Regions from separate parts of the Homo sapiens genome. Here region 1 is linked to region 2. Evidence: chromatin loops called from intact Hi-C (ENCODE). Cell type or tissue: heart left ventricle. All regions are shown on one strand. Each heading gives the region's core, and the rest is flanking DNA. Links, peaks and the distances in the headings are about the cores only. Region 1 overlaps NOL4L (nucleolar protein 4 like). Region 2 overlaps MYLK2 (myosin light chain kinase 2).

Region 1 (2,893 bases), core at 272-2,771, 620 kb after region 2:
CTACCACCTCTACCAAGGCAGGGGCCGTCAGCTCCACTTCACAGGCTCGGAGAAGGGGGCCTGGCTTGGGGGCACACTCCAAGCCATCTCCCATTCCAGAGCTTCACCAGGAACCGAACACATACCAGCCACAGCCACCACCCTGGCTCGGTGTCACACACATGGGCTGGCTCCAGCTAAGCTCTGGGCGTATACAATTTCATTCTCGCCTCGCGACAGCCCTTTACAGAAAGAAATGGACTCAGCCCCCAGCCCCACACACCTCGGGGGTGGTCTTCACCCCGTATTTGACGCGGCTCCGCAGCCCGTCGGCACCGCAGCCATCCGAGGGGTAGGAGGCTGTGCCAAGTGCCGTGGCCGGCGGGAGCTTGTCACACAGGTTGATGGGCTGATCCTCGGCGGCCGTGGTGAAGTCCATGGGGGCCACGGCGCCGTTGCCATTCATCTCGGGGAAGGCAGGGTCGCCCTGCGTGCTGCTCGACGTGGATGGGTTCAGGGTGGAGGAGCCATTGCCGCTGCCACTCTCAGAGGAGGAGTCATCTGGAATGAGAGGCCTGGGTGTGAGGCCCCACCCAAGGCACTGTGGCCACTGCAGCCACCTCGGAGTATCCCACCCTGTGTCCTCCTCATGAGTGTCCCTGGGTTGGGGTGAGTGCTGCTACCCCACCTCAGAGGCAATTTGCCCCAGCCCACAGCCTCAGCTGAGGCAGCCACAGGGTCCCCTCTGCCAGAACAGAGGGGCCATCAGGAGGGGTGTGGCCAGGCAGGGCTGTGCAGGGCATGGAGGGTCTTCCTGCACCCCAAACTCGCAAGCGTTATGTCCAGGCTTAAGGGAGACCGAGCTCCAAGGGTTTGGGAGTGAGTGGCCTGTCAGAGGGCCCTGGAGGCCCTCGAAGCCCGGCCAGGCTCTCCCTTCTCCCCAGCTCCCAGGACCGCACCTCCCACCCACCCTGCTCCTGCTGCCGGGCACTGCCTTGCAGCTTCGAGCTCTCAGAGCCCCTGCCCACGGTGGGCCCTCAAATGTCTCCTTCCTCTGCCGGAAGCAGGAAGGATGGCTCTACTGTGACCTCCAGCCATTCACTCCCTCCTGTAAGCAAGCCCAGCCCTGGCAGCCTAGGCACAGGCACGGTGGCCCCCGAATCTGCGCTCCGTGCAGGCCCCACGGCCTGGGACGTGCAAAGCCGGGGCTGCAAGGTCTGGGGTCTGCACGCGGCCCCCGAGTGGGCCTGCCCGGCGTCTCAGGGTGGGCAGCCCCGGCAAAGCACTGCGAGGGCGCCCCCTGCCGCAAAGAGCGCGGCACCGCCAGCCTGCGGGCGCGGGGGAGGAAACTTTAACCAGGGGACCAGACAGTTCCAGATACATTCCAGGCCTCTCTGCCCACCCAGCCCCAGCCCCAGCCCCGGCCTCCTGCTTGCTCAGCTGAGACGGCAGAGGCTGAAGCTGCACGGGAACTCCCGGGGTCACTGTCAGGTGAGCACCCGCGAGGGTCCCGGGGAGGTACGGGTGACCCTGGCGGCTCCACACCTGCACCCAGAGTGGGTGGGGGAGGGGTGGTCACAGCGGGCCCTGCCGCCCCTTCCCCCAGGCCAGGGTCACGCCGGACCCCACCCCCACCCTCCCAGCCGGCAGATTATGAAGATTTAGTCCCCGGTGCTGGGCACTGGGCACGCGCACCTCCAGAGCGTCCCCATGGCGACCGAGCGGCTCTAGCGCCCCAACCAATTGCTGGCCTCCCGGCTGCCCGGGGGCGGGTCCAGGCTGCCCATCATGCAGCCAGGCCGGGCAGAGGGGGATGGGAGGCCACGGCGGCGCAGTGCACCCCTCCCCCTCGGCTGCAGCAGGTCCCCTGGGCCAGGCGTCCTGTCCTCCTTCGGGCAGCCTAGCTCCACCACTCCCTCCATCCTCCCGCAGGGCAGCTCCGGGCTCTGCTCAAAGCCCGCCCATAGCTGCCCCTCACTGGCTGCATCCTCGGAGTCCCGGCCCGCGCTGGCTGTCCCCGGGACCCCACAGCCTACTCGCGCCCAGTCTGGAGCCAACACATTCCCCAGCATTTTTACTGAGCACCTACTGAGTGCTGGCCTGGAAACAAAGTAATGACTGCAACCAAGGTGCCAGACCTCCTGGGGGACAGATGTGCCTTACTCAGCCTCGTGGGTAACAGGGAAGGTGAATTGTGAGAATGGGGGTGCCCACTTTCCTCCACCCGGGAACCAGACCAGCTCCTCATGCAGCTCCCACTGGCTGCTCTCCAGCGCCCAGGCCACCCACATCCCACCTGTGAGAGCCAGGCCTAATCCTCACTCCCCTGTCCCATGCTTTCCTGTAGCTGAGTAAGAGTCCGGCCCACAGCCACTGGCACTCTCAGTCCTGTGACCTCTGCAGTCCCCCAGCCCAGCCTCACTATCCTGTGCTGGAGCTCTGCAATCTGCCTGCCATGACACCTCCAGCTGAGCAGATGGCAGCCAGCCTTCAAGGTCTGGTTCCACACTGCCACTTCAGGCTGGCACTTTTCTCCACTGTCCCTAGGAAGGAGGCACTCACGCCTCCAACCCCAGCTTGCTGCCCGGCCCTGCCAGGGATCCTCATGCTCCCTTCCCCTGGCCCAGGGTCATCGTGAGGGCCATCTGCCCCACCAGGACAGACCCTGTCACCAGAGAAGCCCCTGCACCTGAGGTCCAGGAGCCTCCACGGGGGACAGGGATGACACCCATACTGGCTGGTTACCCACGCTCCCATGAGCTGCAGGGGGCCCATCCTTCACCCACCTTGCAGGTGCGACTTCACATACCGACACCACCCTCACAGGCCACTTGCTTGACCTTGGAGGGCCTTAGATTCCTCCTCTGGAATGAGGGGCTGCTCCTCAGTGGGCATCGTGCCTGGCACACAGTGA
Region 2 (2,893 bases), core at 104-2,603:
ACCGTCACCATGCTGCCTCTCCCCCAGGGCCCGGATGAACGCTGCCCAGTGTCTCGCCCATCCCTGGCTCAACAACCTGGCGGAGAAAGCCAAACGCTGTAACCGACGCCTTAAGTCCCAGATCTTGCTTAAGAAATACCTCATGAAGAGGCGCTGGAAGGTACCGCTGGATTCAGGGTGGGGAGGGAGGGCTTGCTAGTGGGAAGAGCTCCTGGTGCCAGATCCCAGCCTCCACCGTCCCTGCCTTGGCAGGTTCTGTTGACCAGGCTGGGCCCTGTCCGGAAGACAGGGTTGACTTTTCTGTTTTTGCCCTGGGCTGGCTCCTGTCCTAGAGTGGAGACCTCTACCCGGCCTTCCACCCAGCCCCACCCATCTGGGGCTCTGGCTTCCCTCCTTCATTTTTCAAATATTTCTTGAGCATCTACTACTTCTAGGCATTGGGATATAGGAGTGGACAAAAGAGACAAAGATCTCAGTCTTTGTGGAGTTACTTTTGGTGAGAGATGGGGCATTTTCTATCTTTTTTTCTTTCTTTCAATACAGTCTTGCTCTGTCACCCAGGCTGGGGTACAATGGCGTGATCTCGGCCCACTGCAACCTCTGCCTCCCAGGTTCAAGCAATTCTCCTGCCTCAGCCTTCCAAGTAGCTGGGATTACAGGCACCCACCATCACACCTGGCTAATTTTTGTATTTTTAGTGGAGACGGGGTTTCACCATGTTGGCCAGGCTGGTCTTGAACTCCTGACCTCGTGATCCACCTGCCTCCGCCTCCCAAAGTGCTGGGATTACAGGCGTGAGCCACTGTGCCTGGCTGAGGTGGGGCATTTTCTAGAGCCCTGTGGAAATAGGCAGGGTTAAAGAAGACTTTAGAAAAAAAATAAGGGCCTTCTGCCGGGGAGAGGTTGCACTTTTATTTTTATTTTTTTTAGAGACAGGGTCTCACTCTGCCTCCCCAGCTGGAGTGCAGTGGCGCTATCATGGCTCACTGTAGTCTTGACCTTCTGGGCTCAAGTGATCCTCTCCTTTGGCCTCCTGAATAGCTGGGACCACAGACATATGCCACCACATCCAGTTAATATTTTAAAAATATTTTTGTGGAGATGAGGTCTCGCCATGTTGCTCAGGCAAGCAATCCTCCCGCCTTGGCCTCTCGAAGTGTTGGGATTACAGGTGTGAGCCACTGTGCCCAGCCTGCACTTCTAAATAGGGGGGGTCAGGAAGGGCTCACTGAGAAGCATGTGAACAAAGACCTGAAGGTGGGGAGGGGTGAGCCGTGCCAATACTGGGAGAAGAGTATTCCGGGCAGAGGGAGTAGCCAGTGCAAAGGCCCTGAGGCAGAGGTGTGGTTGGAGAGTTTGAGGAACAGGTAGGAGGCCAGTATGGATGGAGTGGAGTGAGCAAGGAGGTAAGGAATGAAGTTAGAGAGGAAGAGGGGGACAGGAGTTGGAGGGACTCATCGGCCATGGCAAGGGGTTTATCTTTTACTTGGAGCAAAACTGGAGCCATGGGAGTGTTTGGAGCAGAGCGGTCCTTGGTTCAGGTCTGGCTGACCTATCCGTTGAGTGAGGGGACTCCTGGACAATACAGTGTCATGGCGCCTCCCGTGGCCATTTTGGGCACTGCACCTTCTCTAGCCTGTGACCCTCCTGGACTGAAGGGGACTTACAGGCTGCTCAGACACCCTGCAGCTGCCCCCCTGCCCTGGTGTTGACTGGGACTCCCTCTCTTCTGCCCTCTAGAAAAACTTCATTGCTGTCAGCGCTGCCAACCGCTTCAAGAAGATCAGCAGCTCGGGGGCACTGATGGCTCTGGGGGTCTGAGCCCTGGGCGCAGCTGAAGCCTGGACGCAGCCACACAGTGGCCGGGGCTGAAGCCACACAGCCCAGAAGGCCAGAAAAGGCAGCCAGATCCCCAGGGCAGCCTCGTTAGGACAAGGCTGTGCCAGGCTGGGAGGCTCGGGGCTCCCCACGCCCCCATGCAGTGACCGCTTCCCCGATGTGAGCCGCCTCGGAGTGTGGCCTGGATCCATCCTGCTAGCACCTCCCCAGACAGGGCTCCAGCCTGTCGGCCACACCCCAGACTCCAGGCCCCCGTTGAAGCCGCTCCCGGTTCCCTCCCCAGCTCCTCGTCTTTGAACTGCCGCCGCCGTGGTGACCCCTGCTTTGCCCCACTGGGAGAGTCCTTAGCCTGGGCCTCCTCCTAGCTGGAGTGCCATGGCTGGGGGGTCTCAGCATGTAGGGCTTCTGTGGTTGTGGATGGGAGGCTCCTGGTGGGGCAGAAAGGCTGCAACGCTGATTCCTAAGGCCCAGCTGCCAGGGAAGACAGAGCAGGCTTTGTGAGAGAGGACCTCCATGCCCCCGCCACCTCCCCACTCCAGCAGATAAGGCCGAGCCCACACCATCTGGCCCAGGCTGGCCCCCACCCACCTTCCTTGCGACCACCAACACACAGGAACTCTGTGTGAGAGAGAGGGCGCCCAGCCCAGGCCTGGTGGAGGGGGAGGGGAGAAGCCAAGGGACACAGGAGACCACCCCCGAGCTTGCCTCAGGGCCAAGCCGGCCCAACCCAACCACTCGGGGCCCCCATCTTGGGGGTCACCCATGGCCTCAGATGATGGGGTCAGCAGGCCCAGGAGAATTAGGAAGGCCATGGGGCAGCCTCCAGTCTGCTCTCAGCTTGTGCCTTGTAAATAAATGTACAGGTTGGATGTGGCCTCCTTCCCTCTGTGTGTGCCTGCACTGGTGTGAGGTCGCTGATGACCACAGTTCACTGAGCACCTACTGTGTACCGGACACTTTAGCAATATCCGTCAGCTCACAGTTTGGTGGTTCATGCAGGCTCAGGTGCCAGTCTGCCCAGCACATGATGTGGGCAGGTGGCTTCTGCACGTTG

Evidence for each region. Peaks named below come from ENCODE experiments on the same cell type or tissue, not always from the same donor. Only the 100,000 strongest peaks of a DNase experiment are listed, where the experiment ranks them.
Region 1: it touches region 2 in a loop (2.7-fold over the local background); 3 of 110 quality-filtered maps call a loop at or near these places.

Annotation. Positions count from the first base shown.
Region 1 is chr20:32,455,856-32,458,748 of GRCh38, forward strand. NOL4L (nucleolar protein 4 like) reads right to left here. Exons shown (of 11, transcript NM_001256798.2): 6 at 263-540. Among named protein-coding and RNA genes, the nearest start is that of ASXL1, 99 kb to the left of the region's middle. RefSeq lists enhancers at 731-1,646, 1,647-2,562, 2,563-2,893 and silencers at 1,040-1,309, 1,320-1,369, 1,800-1,949. In heart left ventricle, for the core only: CTCF peaks have their summits at 1,280 (motif pointing left) and 1,480; DNase peaks (open chromatin) are centred at 1,256 and 1,746; H3K4me3 peaks cover 1,226 bases.
Region 2 is chr20:31,831,977-31,834,869 of GRCh38, forward strand. It overlaps MYLK2 (myosin light chain kinase 2), which reads left to right. Exons shown (of 13, transcript NM_033118.4): 12 at 28-160; 13 at 1,741-2,708. The coding sequence ends at 1,821. Among named protein-coding and RNA genes, the nearest start is that of FOXS1, 12 kb to the right of the region's middle. RefSeq lists an enhancer at 2,070-2,700. In heart left ventricle, for the core only: CTCF peaks have their summits at 1,612 and 1,813; a DNase peak (open chromatin) is centred at 1,605; H3K27ac peaks cover 701 bases.